2 separate regions of the Homo sapiens genome follow, and region 1 is linked to region 2. The links are chromatin loops, found by intact Hi-C in ENCODE. Cell type or tissue: ascending aorta. All regions are shown on one strand.

Region 1 (8,000 bases), 96 kb after region 2:
CGTGAGTTTCTGGGCAGTCGATGTCAGTCTTTATGTGGGCTGCCTAATGACCACTCGTTGGATTTTTTGTGGTGTTTTTCTCTGGTCTATGCACAGCAGAGGGCAAGGCTGGGGGAGACAAGGTTTTTATAAGTCACTATCTCAAAAACAAGTGGAAGCGAGTTTCTGGCTCATCTGCCTTACTACCTGGCCCCGATCCAGAGCTATTTATGAGCATGGCTGGGCCGTGAAGCTGCATGCCCTGGCAATGCCCGGTGGATGGGCTGTCCCACACCCTAATTGTGCTGGAATGGAACCCACAAAGACATCTCACTTTCACGACTGCACTTTCCAGGATGGCTGGCCTGGATCTTCTGCTTGCAGGCCTGTGCGTGCTTCTCCTTCCCCTTGAAGCTCCCCTTAAAGCCCTCAAAACTGTGCTTCACTGAAGGAACCAGGGCGAAAAAGGGCTGCATAAGATGAGACTCTGGGCTACTGTTTTTATTTTTTTGTTGTTTTTTTGTTGTTTTTTTTTTTGGGATGGAGTCTCCCTCTTGTCACCCAGGCTGGAGTACAGTGGCACGATCTCAACTCACTGCAACTTCCGCCTCCTGGGCTCAAGCAATTCTCCTGCCTCAGCCTCCCAAGTAGTTGGGATTATAGGCACCCGCCACCACACCCAGCTAATTTTTGCATGTTTACTAAAGACAGGGTTTCACCATGTTAGCCAGACTGGTCTCGAACTCCTGACCTCAGGTGATCCACCCCCTCCCCTCGGCCTCCCAAAATGTTGGGATTACAGGTGTGAGCCACTGCCCCCGGCCCCTGGGCTACTCTTAAAGGCCGTCACATTAGGCAGTGGTGTTGATTTTTAGCCTAGGGTACCCTTCTGAAGATGTGCAGTGGCTGATCTATCAGCTGCCTCTCCACTTCCAGATCCCTTAGGTGTTTCCTAGGGACAAAAAAGTGAGCCAATACCAAATAAAAATCATGGCAAAGAGATTTTCATGGTAGGAACCATTGCTCTTAGAGTTGCTAATTAGCAGGGCAAGATAAGCATGTGCAGCAGGGCTGTGGCTGAGCAGTCTGTGGGAGGGGGTGTCCTGGCCAACAGCAGAAGAATCTGCTGGAATTGTTGGGGGTGTGTGTATGAGTGGGGTCGTGAAGCGTGAAGTGTGCAGGCATGGTGGTGAGGCACACAAGTGTAACAACCTGCTCCAAGTGTCAGATTTAGAGGAGCCACATAGAGTTTCAGATAAGGCAGAGGGCTTTCCCTATGTGAATGCAGGTTGAGGTTGTCCACAGGGGAGGTACTTGGCTGGTCTGACTTGGAGGTTCTACCCAGTGGTTCTTGTTGGTTCAGTGGAGGAGGAAGTGACTCTTGACCTCCTAATGTGCAGAGGCCGGTTATACAGGGAGCTCTGGAATAAGCAGACTTCTCAGGGACAGTTCTGGACTGGGTTTGGAGTAGGGCACAAGAAAGGGATAGGGCAGCAGATTTTAATGACCCCAATGTATTTTGTGGATGAAATCAACACAAGAGTATCAGAAGCAGTCTGAAGGAAAAACAGATGTACAGTCTGGTGAAGAAAGGAGGGGCAGACTGGTCCCATTGCCTTGATAAAGGGCTTGGATGCTGTGCAGTGCGTGTGGGAACTGGACTCTTTTTAAAACACTGCCCTCGTCGGACGGCTCCCAGGGCCTCTGTCTGGGCAGCAGGAGTGGAAGACACTGCAAAGGAGGTGACTTGCCATACTTTAGGGCCAGCTGTTTTCTGGGGTCCAGGTTAGGGTGAGCTTTTTGCCTACATTCTGGAATCATCATGGAGAGGGGTTTCTCAATGCAATTGGTGTAGTTCCCCGCCTAACAGAATCACCCCATTGTTCTCACCGCTTTTTGGGAATCAGGGCAGCCAGTGCAGGTTGGCAGTGTAGGACCTCAGTGTGTCTTGTTTACTGAAGGTACACGTGTTGTTTTGAAATGCAGGTGAAGCCATATAATGTCTACATCACAGTTGCTTACCCACCAGACACAGACACACCTGGCTTTGCCGAAGAAAACAGAACAAAGGTCAGTATCCTACATGTCCCAATTTGAACCTCTAATGTTTACTGCTTTTCTGATTTTCTTTCTACTCTTCAGCTCACACTCGTTTTCACCAATCAACAATGTTTGTTGGGTAGAGTGCCTAGCTGGTTTCTGATGACCTTGAGATTCTCCAGGCAAATATTCCTTCTTTCCTTCCTCTTTTCCCTCACTTTATTTTCTTAAAGTTTAAATTTCTACCAGATTTTTTCTCTATAGAGACAGGGCCTCACTCTGCCATCCAGGCTGGAGTGCAGTGGTACAATCGTGGCTAACTGCATCCTCAAACTCTCAGGCTCAAGCAATCCTCCTGCCTCAGCCACCTGAGTAGCTGGGCCTACAGGCATGTGCCACCACACCTAGCTAATTTTTAATTTTTTTGTAGAGATGGAGTCTCACTATGTCGCCCAGGCTGGTGTCAAACTCCTGGCCTCAAGTGATCCTCCCTCCTCAGCCTCCCAGGTGCTGAGATTATAGGCATGAGCCATTGTACCCAGCCATTTCCAGCACATTTTTATCAAAGAAGTATGTCACACAGTTTTAGAGTCCAATATCAATCCTTTGCCTCATCTCTCCCATTCCCAATTCCTACTCCCTAGAGGTAGCCATTTATTTTAACTAACATGTTTATACTGCTTTTTTTTTTTTTAAGATTTAGAAATTATTTATTGACTTTCTACCGTGGAAGATAAAATTTAAGACCAGGCCAGGCACAGTGTGGCTCATGCCTGTAATCCCAGCACTTTGGGAGGCCTAGGCAAGAAGATCACTTGAGGCCAGGAGTTCAAGACCAGCCTGGGCAACATAACAAAACCCTGTCTCTACAAAAAATTTAAAAATTAGCCAGGCATGGTGGCACATGCTTGTAGTTCCAGCTACTCAGGAGGCTGAGGTGGGAGGATCATTTGAGCCAGGGAGGTTGAGGCTGCAGTGAGCCATGATTGTAGTACTGCATTTCGACCTGGGTGACAGAGCGAGAACCAATATCTAAAAAAAAAAAAAATTAAAATTAAAAATAAAAAAATAAAAATTTAAGGCCAGCCATGGTGTCTCACACCTGTAATCCCAGTACTTTGGGAGGCCATGGCAGGAGGATTGATTGAGCCCAGGAGTTCGAGACCAGCCTAGGCAACATAGCAAGACCCTTTCCCTACAAAAAAATAAGCAAAATTAGAATTGTTCCAGCTACTCAGGAGGCTAAGGTGGAAGGATAGTGTATTAGTCCGTTCTTGCATTACTATAAATAAATGCCTGAGATTGGGTAATTTACACGTAAAAGAGGTTTAATTTGCTCACAGTTCCACAGGCTGTACAGTCTGCTGCTTCTGGGGAGGCCTCAGGAAACTTACAGTCTTAGGTAAAGGGAAAGCAGGTACGTCTTACGTGGTCGGAGCAGGAGGAAGAGAGAGAGGGGAGGTGCCACACACTTTTAAACAACCAGATCTCGTGAGAACTCACTCAGTATCACGAGAATAGCAAGAGGGAAATCCACCCCCATGATCCAGTGACCTCCCACCAGGTCCCTCCTCCAACATTGGGGATTGTAGTTGGACCTGAGATTTGCATGGGGACACAGATCCGAACCATATCAGATAGTTTGAGCCTAGGACGTCGAGGCTGCAGTGAGCCAAGATTGCGCCACTGCACTCCAGCCTGGGCAATAGAGTAAGACTTGTTTCAAAACAAAAACATTAAGACTCATATCTGTTCCCCATTCCCTGTGTACTCCTCCCATCTCTTTAGTTAAATCAGGTTTAGTGCTCATATTAATATTATGCACACTTGGACCATTCTATAGTGACATTTCCTTTCTTGCCTTTTCATTTGCTTAGCTTTGTAATTATCTATAACTAATTCAGTCCCAGATTCAAACAGAACTGAGATTCTCCTTTTGATCCATGTGAGCACATTGGACATTCTATTAGATTCATTCTTTTTTCCTCAGACATTTCTCCTGGGGTCGTCCCCGTTCCTGGTCTGTTCTAGTTCTGCCACCCAGCGGTGGTGTCAGGACTTGTCTTCACCTCACACTGCACGTTCCCTTCTCCCCTCCCTTTGACGGAGCCCATGACTCTCACTTTTTTGGTTTATCTGCTCATTTTGGTGGAGCTATAATATTTTCCACCAATTTTCTGAGAAAGGGCACATCAGAGGTAATATTGTTTTAGAAACAACATGTCTGAAAATGCCTTTATTTTTATTTTAACCTTTTTTTTTTTTTTTTTTGTGATAGAGTCTTGCTCTGTCACCCATGCTGGAGTGCAGTGGTGCAATGTTGGCTCACTGCAACCTCTGCCTCCTGGGTTCAAGAGATTCTCGTGCCTCAGCCTCCTGAGTAGCTGGGATTACAGGTGCGTGCCACCAAGCCCGGCTGATTTTTTGTATTTTTTTTTAGTAGAGACGGGGTTTCACCATGTTGGCCAGGCTGGTCTCCAACTCCTGGCCCACTCTGGCCTCCCAAAGTGCTGGGATTACAGGCATAAGCCACTGTGCCTGGCCATTTTTCTTTATTCTTATGTATTGTTTTGTTAAGTACAGATTTCTAGTTTGGAAATAATGTTTCCTCAGATTTCTGTGAGCATTTATTGATTTCCAGCTTCCAGAATTTCTGTGGAATCCAGTGCTATTTTGATTCCCAACCTTTTGTATAGAACCTGTTTTTCCATTTATTTTTGGAAACCTTGTGTCCCTTTTTATCCTTATTTAATGGATTTTGGCATGAAATCTTCTCATTTCATATGAGCCCTTTTATTTTATCAACTTTTGTTCTGGGACATTTTATTATATTACTCCTTTTATCACTTCTTTCTTCCCAAAGTATTTCAAGTGTTCATTCTCTCTGGAGCATTTATTATTCAGATTTTTGAACTTTCTGGACTGATCCTCTAATTTCCTTCTATTTTCTCTCTCTTTTTTTTTTTAATCTCTTGGGCCTTTTGTTCTCCCTTCTAGGTTTTTATTCGCTTTATCCTTAAACCTTTTTGTTGAAATCTTTATTTCTACTGGGTTACATAAAAATTACTTTAGATCTCTTTTCTCTGAATATTTAAAACAGTTTTTAAAAATAGCTTCTTGCCTTATTTCATGGATTTCATATTTTCTCTTATGTCTAAGGATATTCACTCTGGATGTTTAGCCTTGTTTTTTTGTTGCTGTTGTTTTGTTTGAAAATTTCTTCTATATCTTGTATTATTTATTTCCTCCTACTTTCTTTTTCTCTGTTGTTGTTTTTTCCGGCTTCCTGAAATGTCTGTTGATCCTTGATTGTCCATATTTAAGAGTGATGCACTAAAATGCCAATTGTAAATCTCTAGCTTCTCAGCTGTTTACTATAGGATGATCAGGAGGGGATGCAGCCACTTCATTAGAAGATTCTCATATGCCAGCATCTGCTCACTTTTCTCATGGTTTGATCAGTTTCCCTACTGAGGAATCATGTCTTCTTCTGCCTTTGGGAGAGTAAGACTTGCTGTCTGTGTTGTGGGAGGCAAGCAGGGCAGGAGGGCTGGGGAGCTCACCACCTACGTGCCAACTTTTGCTTAATTTTTCTGTTTCTACAAAGTGCCTTATAACTACTCTTAGTGGTGAGAATTAAGAATCTGGTTAGTAAATTGCTAATCTTTTGCCATCGTAGAGGAGATGACTTGGGGTCTGATGATTTGAGTCTCCATTGCACTTATCACAGCTTATAACAGAAGCTTCTCATAGCACTTAAAACAGACATATCTTTTATATAAAATGACTGCCAGTCATCCTGAGCTGAATATAAGCTTCACACTTTTTCAATGGAATATTCCCTTTGCCTTGACACATAGTAGTTGCTTTTTTGAGCAAATGAATAGGTGAAGCGGGAAGAAAGGAATTAATCAGAACTTACCACCTTGAACTGTGGCCAATTTTAGTTTTATATATTTTTTTCTCTTTTATACGAATACTTTGTAAATGTGAATCTCTGCAGCATAAAAATTGGCACTTAAACTCCCTAGACTGTATATTTGTAGAAAGATGTTTGTGATTTAGGTTTTTTCCCCCTATTCTTTTCTCTTTGGCTCTGCCTTTTTAAAAATTACTGCTATTTCAAAGAAGTAAATTTAAGCCAAATGTCCTGTCTTAGAATAAGCAGAGATCTTCTAAGCAGCTTTGCAACATTCGGTATGCAGTCTTTTAGTTTGAAGCCAGAGCTGACAAAGGGTGGTGATTTCCCTGTTAAGGTTTGATTCTGATGTTGATTAAGTTGGGGTTTTTTCAGTAAAATTTTGGGCAGACTTGTTGGGGGTAAATACAATTCTACATTGATGTGTGGGCCCTTTAGGGGGCGCCATAGTACTTTAGAATCTTATGTGTATTTAGTGTGGTTATGCCAGCCTGGGGGTCTGGAAGAATGAATCGTGGCTCCTTCAAAACAGCCTTTCTCTTAAGAAAGGTTCATAAGAAATACTTGATCTTTATGAAATACTTTACTTTCCTATTTTAAGAAAATATAATCTGGTTTTTATTTTCTTTAATTCCTTCAAGCTTACGTGGTAAAGTTTACAGTCTCATGCAGTTTAAGGCTTTTGTTTGACACTTCTACTTGAAATTATTTGACACTTCTAATTGAAACTAACTGAAATAATTTTTGAGCACACATATGCAAGACATCGCAAAGAAAAGCCAAAGATAAATAATTTCTTACAAAAAAGGCCCTGCCCACAAGAAACTTAGGAGGTAAAATGCAAATGCACAAGTAGCTATAATGTGTATTAAAACAGAAATGTTCACAGAAGAAAGAGAGAGGTTACTGCCAGTTAGGTATTTAGGGAAGGCTTTTTGAGTTAGGTAAGAGTTGAGATGGACCTTTTGAGGAAGAAAAGGCTAAGATTTGGGGTCTGCAGCTCCAGCCTGGTAACTAGCATGCAGCCCATCTAGGGACCACTCAGGGTTATCTCCTAAGTGGCTCCTTCTGTTTCAGTGTCCTGTGCATTTGCCTCCTCAGCAAGTCCTTTAAGAAGCATCTGCAGTTGTTGAATGGGGGCTGGGTTGCGACTGTCCCTGCCTTGGGCGCCAGGTTCATCCCCAGGGATCAGCCCTCTGCTGACCTGGGAATATGGTCAGAATGGAGTTGCTGGTCTTGGGAGCAGGCTTGCTCTGGACACAGGTCTAGCCTCTACAGAAAAGCACCATCATTCAGGTGTCCGGCCAGCACTGAGGAGTCAAAGGGGGTCTTTCTGAACTTGTATCCAGTGATGTGTTCTCACTCTAGCTTTGATGGTCCTCAGTGGAGCCAAGACTCCGTATGTTCTAAGAGAATGGCAAAGGCCTCCTTGTCTTGTGTTAGCTACTGGGTAGAATTTTACGTAGTAACTAGGTAGACACTGATTTAGAATCCAGATGGACCTTATTCTAGAAATAGGAATCTGCCCAAAGGTAGAAAATTGGAATTATTTGTAAATCAGGAGGCTGTAAGAATAATTTATTTTTAATGTAATGGGCAATCATGATATTGTTATGTACATGTTTTTCCACTTTTAGCCTTTGGAGACTCGACTTATTTCAGAGACCACATCTGTGTGCAAACCAGAACAGGTGGCCAAACAAATTGTTAAAGATGCCATAGTAAGTAAAATCCTTGTTTTCTGTACTATTTGTGTTTGTAGTACTATATTTCTGAAAAGATATTTGTCCAAGGACTTACTTCAAAACATCAATTATTAGAATTTTTTAGTCTGTCAGATTTGTCATATCTAATATTGGACTCAACTTTTCTTCTTTTAGACGCTTTATTGACTCCATATTAGTGAGTAGCCTCCTGAAAACTGATTGTATACCTTAATCTGAGGAACAGGTTTACTAGAAGGATGTCTGGAAACACCGGTTCTTTAAAAAGAAAATGAGACTTTCCTATGAGTGTAAACGATATATACTATGTCCCATATACACCTGGCTGCTTTCTCTCC
Region 2 (8,000 bases):
GCTTGTTCCAATTGTGACAAAGCTTTAAATCAGTAATGCCCCCAAATTACTGAATGTAGCTGGATATACTTAAAAGTAGCCAGACTATTTTTCCCTTTATGAGAACTAAATTCAGTTATCAAAAAAGTTACATTTTTGTATATCTGATTTTTGAAAATGTATAACATTACATGCATGATTTAACCTGTATTTTCAGACATTTCTTTGTATACCTGTCCCATCTCCATACACTTTAATACTTGGAATTTGACTTTGGCCCACTGGCACCACATCCCCTTACAATCTTCTCTAATGAAAGGTGAGTTTTGGCCAGTCCTCCCTCAAGGGAAGCGTTCCCTAACCACCCCTCCTCCTCCTTCTTCCTTTAAACACTCTCACAGAAGCTTCTCATCATAGCATTTATTGTACATGATTACCTATTTCATTATCTGTGATTATCTCACCTACTGAACTGTAAGATCCATGTCTTTTTTTATTGCTTCTATCTCCAGGATCAATAATGGTGCCTGTCCTAAAATTGGTATGCAGTAGAATCTAGCAGATTCTCTATTTACGAACATTCAACTCACAAACTTCACAGATATATACAAGCTCCTCTGGAAGACCAGAGTGCATCAAATCTAAACAGCAACAATATTATGGCCTAATCTCTATTACAAATACAGTTAACTTATAACTAACATAAACAGGTGGCTTTCCTTGGAACACACCCCACTCCGCTGCCTCAAAGGATTACTACTGGGACCACCCTTTGGCAAAATAAGCCCTATCTTCTTCTGTTGATGTCTTTCCTGATCTTCAAGGCCCAATCTAAAAGCTTCACCATTCTATATCTTATTTCAGGAGAAAATTCAGCTCCACTTGGGATAGTTCAATGAGACTATTCATTTTAAACGTTCTTGATTTTGATTTACTTTTTGCTTTCCCAATTATAGGCAGACTTGGGGAGAAAGTTGACCAATATAAAGACAGGGAGAAAAGAGAAGCCTCAACATAAAAGTGAAGTCTTGGGAGGGTGAGGAATGCTGGTTAAGCTATAACATGTTTGGAGAGATGGTGGAGACCAGCAGGGTAGTCCCTTGCCTTGTAAGTTCCTGGTGGGGTGGCTTTACTTGCTGCTAGCATTCCATGCCCTTCTTAAAGCAGCAGCCTAGGGGCTTCCACATGCCTTGTTTGGTTTTCCTCAAACACTGAGTGTCTGGAATACATCAGACACCCAAGACAGAGTGGAAAGGCATAGACTGTCCTCAAAGAAGATGAACAACGAAATGGATGACCGCAATCTGATGTGAGACAAATGTCAGGGCAAAGCGTGGGTAGAAAGAGAGCAGCACACTTGTAATCCCAGCAGTTTGGGAGGCCAAGGCAGGTGGATCAAAAGGTCAGGAGATCAAGATCATCCTGGCCAACATGGTAAAACCCCGTCTCTACTAAAAATACAAAAATTAGCTGGGCGTGGTGGTGCATGCCTGTAATCCCAGCTACTTGGGAGGCTGAGGCAGGAGAATCACTTGAACCTGGGAGATGGAGGTTGCAGTGAGCCGAGATCATGCCACTGCACTCCAACCTGGGTGACAGAACAAGACTCCGTCTCAAAAAAAAAAAAAAAAAAAAGCAAAAGCAGCACCCAGCCTGAGGAGGCTGAAGCCGTAGGAGAGAGAAGGGCAAGGAAACGGGAGAGGTGAGCATTCACGGTGGGGATGGGAAGGGAAGAAGCTCAGTGCCTCCTCCAGAACTAAGAGCCAATACATAATGACTAAAGCCGAAAATCTACAAACAGAAATACATGTGGCTAATTTGGAGAACTGGAAGTAAATTTCAAAATGACCAGTTCAGAGGTAGTGAGACATCTGGGGAGGGGAGAAGTGAAAGGGAAAGGGGCTGATGCTTTTCATAATAAACCCTACAAAACTCGGGTGTCATGGAGTCATGGATAAAACAAAACAAAACAAAAGAGGGAAAACATTAATTGAAACCTTATTTGAAAGCTACATAATTTCCATCATATGGAAATGTCATATTTTTAAGCAATTTCCTACTGTTGAATATTTGTTTCTATTTGTTCCTAATATAAAAAAGGCTGGTTGAATAGATTTATCCATGGATCTTGCTCTGCATCTCTGTCTATCTCCTCTGGGTAGATACCCCTTCCAGGGCAGAAGGTCCAGAAAAGCCATGCCCTTTCACCATAACCCACGGCTCCCTCTCATTAGAACCAACGAAACAGCCTGGAGGACAAAGACCTTCATGAACAATAATACATTTAATTAGTTTCATTATACACTTATTAGTAAAATTATACATGTTGATTACTAGTTTAATTTTATGGATGCATCTAATTTTTAACTAGCCCATCCCACCCAACCTCAGACCCCAAGGGAAAGGGAAAGAAAAGCAAGCCAAAAGTGTGACCAGCAGTCCGAAGGAGTGTCAGTGTTCCTGGGCCCAGGCCAAAGCAGGCCTGTCAGGGATGACTGGACATGTGCTGCTGAGGGTTACAGCCATCCTGAGAGCCCAGTCTTGCCAGAGTTGGGAGCAGAAATGCAGTCCAGCCCAGCAAAGAGACACAGCCCAACCCAGCAAACAGGAACTTGGCCCCCAAAGCCAGAGCTGTGCTCATATTTCACTGCCACAATCTCCATCAATATAACTGCTGATCTGGAAGCTGTGAATGTTTGTAAGCTCTGGATACATAATGTCAATCCACCTTCCAGAGTTCTGGTGCTGCTACTTTGTATAATTGTTGTTGCGCCAAAAATGATACAAACACAATATTGACCTCTAGATTCTTGCAAGCGAATGTATGAATGTATAATGGTCTTCTTCTAGACGGATTTCAGGAAAATGGTAAGGTATTGCCCTGAGCTATGAATTATAAATTGTGAAGCAGGTAAAGTCATATCCCTCACGTCTTGTCTTTGTTTCTGGAGTCGGTCCTGTACTGTCCAGCACAACAACCACCAGCCCCATGGGGCTACTAAACACTTGACATGTGTCTAGTCCACATGGAGATGCGCTGCAAGTGGAAAGTACACACCGGATTTCAAAGATCAGTGCAACAAAAACACTGAAAATGTCTCATTAATTTTTTATATTGATTACATGTTGAAATTACAATATTTTGAATATGTTAGGTTAATAAAAATACATTTGTAAAATTATTTTCACTTGTTTCTTTACACTTGTCTTAATGTGACCACTAGAAAATTTGAAATCATATATGTGGCTCACACTTGTAGCTTGCATTATTTTTCTATTGAACAGCATTGCTCTGTAGAGAAGTAAGCGTTTTTCAATTCAACCCAGAGGGCTGTGGGCCAAGGCTTACTTCACAGTGGGTTTCCTAATCTGTGCCTTTCGGTGTTGCTAGCCCTGAGCCTACTACCTCTGGCAATTTTCAAGGAAGGCTACAAGGAAAGGCAAGCTGCTTACCGTTGAATCCCCCTGTTCCAGCTGCACGGATAGAGAACTGTATTTTCGGGGCATTGCCAGTAGAGGGCATTCTTACCACACTTAAGACCAAAAAACTGGAAAACTAACGAATACAGATTGTCTTTAATACATTCTGGATTGTTAGTTAATTAAGAGATAGATTGACTGAACTAAGAAAATAAAATTAATTCAAGAGTGGGAGAATTTCTTTAAAATTTGCAGATGAAACTGGTATTTGGGGATTGATCCAATGACCAAAAAAAAAAAAAAACCATTAAAAGGAGCAACAGTATTTGAACTGCTTTTATTTTTTTCTAAAACCCTTTGAATCACAATTTTTAAAATAATTTTAATTCCTTTGTCAGACCACTAGACACAGAAGAGTGAAATTCTTAAATTTTCTGAGGTAATTACTTTATTTATAAAGGAGCTTTATCCTGTCATTTGTACAGAATATTTATAACAAAAGGTTGACCTGGAAGTCAATATTTCACGTTGTGTCAGAATGCTCTTCATGGCAGTTACTCATCTGAAGCTAACTGTCTCTAGATACTGCTTCTCCTTGGAACCATTTAGTAATATTTGGATCATGAATTAGCTTCAGTTCATGTTGCCATTGCTCAGGGTTCTTGATTGCTGACTGGTATCCTTGTCAGAAGAGGGAAATTTTGGCTGGCGCTGGTGGCTCATGCCTGTAATCCCAGCACTTTGGGAGGCTGAGGCGGGTGGATCACCTGATGTCAGGAGTTCAAGACCAGCCTGGCCAACTTGGGAAAACCCCGTCTCTACTAAAAATACAAAAATTAGCTGGTCATGGTGGTGCATGCCTGTAGTCCCAGCCACTCAGGAGGCTGAGGCAGGAGAATCAATTAAACCAGGGAGGTGAAGGTTGCAGTGAGCCAAGATCGCACCTCTGCACTCCAGCCTGGGTGACAGAGTAAGATTCTGTCTCAAAAAAAAAAAAAAAAAAAAAAAAAAAGAGGGAAATTTGGGCACAGAGACTCAGACACAGAGGGAGAACATGATGTGATGACGATGGAGGCAGAGATGGAGTGATTTGTCTGTAAGCCAAGGAGAACCAAGGGTTGCCAGCCACCACCGGAAACTAGAATTAGGCCAGGCAGGATCCTTCACTAGAGCCTTCAGAGGGAGCATTGCCCTGATTTTCAGACTTCCAGATTCCAGGACAGTGACAGGATATATTTCTGTTGGTTTTTGTTTGGTTGGTTTTATTTTTAAGACAGGGTCTTGCTCTGTCACCCAGACTGGAGTGCAGTGATGCAATCATGGCTCACTGCAGCCTCAAACCCCTAGGCTCAAGCTATCCCCCCTTCTCAGCCTTCCAAGTAGCTAGGACTACAGGCATATACCATGCCAGACAAGTTTATTTTCTTTTTTTAAAATCTACTTTTTGTAGAGACAGAGTTTCACCATGCTGTGGAGGCTGGGGGTCTCAAACTCCCAGGCTCAAGCAATCCTCCTGCCTTCACCTCCCAAAGTGCTGGAATTGCAGGCATGAACCACCATGCCCCAGGCTCCATTTCTGTTGTTTGAAGCCATTCTGTTGGTGTTACATTGTTACAGCAGCAATCCAGACACAATTTTCTGTTTTCAGAGCTAAAACATTTGATAAGATTTCTTTAAAATTATTTTTTAAATTTCTTTCAATCCATCACAGAAATATTTCAGAAAAAAAAGAGCTAGGAAACCTATTTGTTTAGATTTATTCACATAAGTATGCGCATTAATTTGAAAATAAATGCTTATATAAAATTATATAAGATTGGTCAGGGGCTGTGGCTCAGGCATATAATCCTAGCACCTTAGGAGGCCAAGGTGGAAGGATTGCTGGAGGCCAGGAGTCCAAGACCAGCTTGGGCAACATGGTGAGACTCTCATCGCTACAAAAAAATAAATAATTAGCCAGGCATCATGGCACATGCCTGTGGTCCCAGCTACCTGAAAGGCTGAGGTGAGATTGCTGGAGCCCAGGAATTTGAGGCTGCAGTGAGCTATGATGGCAGTGCTGCACTCCAGCGTGGGTTACTGAGCGAGATCCTGTCTCTTTAAAAAAAAAAATTACATAAGATTAATAAATTACAGAGATAGGCCAGGCGCAGTGGCTCACGCCTGTAATCCCAACACTTTGGGAGGCCGAGGCGGGCAGATTGCCTGAGCTCAGGAGTTCGAGACCAGCTTGGGCAACACAGTGAAACCCTGTCTCTACTAAAATACAAAAAATTAGCCAGGCATGGCAGCGTGCACCTGTAGTCCCAGCTACTTGGGAGGCTGAGGCACAAGAATCGCTTGAACCTGGGAGGCAGAGGTTGCAGGAGACAAGATCGCACCACTGCACTCCAGCCTGGGAGACAGAGCGAGACTCCATTGCAAAAAATAAATAAATAAATGAATAAAATAAATAAAAATAAATTACAGAGATAAATATATCCCAATCCCAACTTGTCATATACATATTTCTTCATCAAGAACCTGCGGCCTCTCAGTATCGTCACATGCTGCATCTTAGCTGTCACACTAACCGTATGATATTGACATTAACTGGTGATGAAACGGGACTTAATGTCGCTATGTGGTCTAGCCAGGCTCAGGCATCCAGTACCTGATACCTGCTTTTCTTCTCTGGGTTAGAGTAAAAAGAATGTCCACAGCAGAGATGAGCTTATGAATTGATTGGAAAATAATTTTCTTTAAAACTTCTCTAGGGAAGAATCTCCACAGACCACATTCTTGGCACCATCCTGCCACCCACCTTGGCCCCATCCTGCCACCCACCTTGGCCCCTGCCTTTCTGCTCTTGAAAAGCCCAGCTTCTCCTCTCCCACTACCGAGAGGCAGCTCAGTAATGAATTCCTCTTAGTAGCCAGCCCAGCCCAGCCCAAAACAGTCTCTTCTCCTTCCTGAAGTTCCTGCTTGTAACACTACTCGCCGTTATTACACAGGATTGTGTATTGCTTATTTCTCCATATGTGAATAGATTGTAAGCTCTTTGAAAATAGGGATCATGCCCTACACAGGGAGTTCCCTGTGAAACTGTGAAAGCTGGAAACACCACGAATGAATGCTCATTTCTGAGTGCCAACAAGAAGTCCCAGGTCCGAGAATAGCAAATGACAGGTGCTCCAAATGGGATAAATGAACTAATCTAAAGTTGATTCCAAAAGCAAGCACTGCATGACATGGAAAGGGTTTATAACTTTGCACGTTATAAGGGTCACTGGTGGTGCACAGGAGATGAAGGGCAGTGGCCACTGTTGGCAGAAACCCGCATGCTGTTCTGTTTTCCTAAAATAAAAAGGAAGCATTGGCCAGGCGCAGTGGCTCACACCTTTAATCCCAGCACTTTGGGAGACCAAGGTGGGCAGATCACCTGAGGTCAGGAGTTCAAGACCAGCCTGGCTAACATGGTGAAACGCCATCTCTACTAAAAATGCAAAAATTAGCCAGGTGTGATGGCGGGCACCTGTAGTCCCAGCTACTCCGGAGGCTGAGGCAGGAGAATGGCATGAACCTGGGAGGCGGAGCTTGCAGTGAACTGAGATAGCACCAATGAACTCCAGCCTGGGTGACAGAGCAAGACTCTGTCTCAAAATAAAATAAAATAAAATAAAATAAAATAAAATAAAATAAGAAAAAGGAAGCATCCAACAGTATCCACGATGTGGTAAAAATGCAGAAACACAGAGCAGTGGGGGCGTGATGTGCTGGGGATGCTGGTGAAAAAGAGGAGCCCGAAAAGAAGGATGGAGAAAAACACCAAGCAGAGGAGCAGCTTTACTCAATCGGTAGAATATCCCTAACTTGGAGCCTATCAGAGCTGACCCGACTACATGGAGAAGCCTTGGGCATTAAGTGTCAGAATTCACTGCAAGATCTGAGTGAGAGACCTTACAAAGGTAACATTCAATACCTTTGTAAAGTACTGGGCTCCATTAATAAGTTTCCCTACAATTTCATACCTGACAGTCTACATTACATAAGATAGCATTATGCTGTGTCTGCCGCAGTGATGCCCTAGAAACAGGAGACTGTTATACGGTCTACTTTATTTTCCCATAGGAATAATGCTACACCTTGGCATCAAGTAGTTCATAGAGGTAAAAATAAAAAGCACCACCAGTTACTGAGTGTCTGCTATGAGCCAGGTAATTGCCTGTTCTTGAGTCTCACTTCAAAATCTCTAATACTTTCTGTTATACCATGGAGTCTCAAGAGGCAGGCATAAAAGCATAGGTGCAACTTTAAGCATCCACAGTAATTTCAAGTGATATAATTATTTTCTGCTTCAAGGGACTGATTTAAAGCAGCAAGATAACTTAGAGGTGATGTAGCTTTTTCTCTTCACTGACAAGCAAACTAAAGACAAAAGAGAGAAGCTAAGTGACCTTCCCAAAGTCAAAAGGTAAGGCAGTGGGATAGCTGAGTATAGAACTGAAGTCTTCTGATTCCATCAGACTCCTTTCATCCAAACCCCTTCCTTTACTCTCTGAGAAAGGCACCAAAGCTGTTGAGTGGAAGAGGCAGGCTTAGAACTTAGGACTTCTGGACTC

What was found. Hi-C counts contacts between places; a loop is a spot of excess contacts. Peaks named below come from ENCODE experiments on the same cell type or tissue, not always from the same donor. Only the 100,000 strongest peaks of a DNase experiment are listed, where the experiment ranks them.
Region 1: a loop joins it to region 2, with 4 times the contacts of the local background. A loop is called at or near these places in 69 of 110 quality-filtered maps.

Annotation. Positions count from the first base shown.
Region 1 is chr18:63,338,459-63,346,458 of GRCh38, reverse strand. It overlaps KDSR (3-ketodihydrosphingosine reductase), which reads left to right. Exons shown (of 10, transcript NM_002035.4): 7 at 1,966-2,049; 8 at 7,576-7,659. Among named protein-coding and RNA genes, the nearest start is that of BCL2, 23 kb to the right of the region's middle. In ascending aorta, CTCF peaks have their summits at 4,054 (motif pointing left) and 6,354 (motif pointing right); no DNase peak of the experiment used is centred here.
Region 2 is chr18:63,434,926-63,442,925 of GRCh38, reverse strand. No RefSeq gene overlaps it. Among named protein-coding and RNA genes, the nearest start is that of VPS4B, 16 kb to the right of the region's middle. In ascending aorta, a CTCF peak has its summit at 3,479 (motif pointing right); DNase peaks (open chromatin) are centred at 2,450, 3,465 and 4,515; H3K27ac peaks cover 1,524 bases.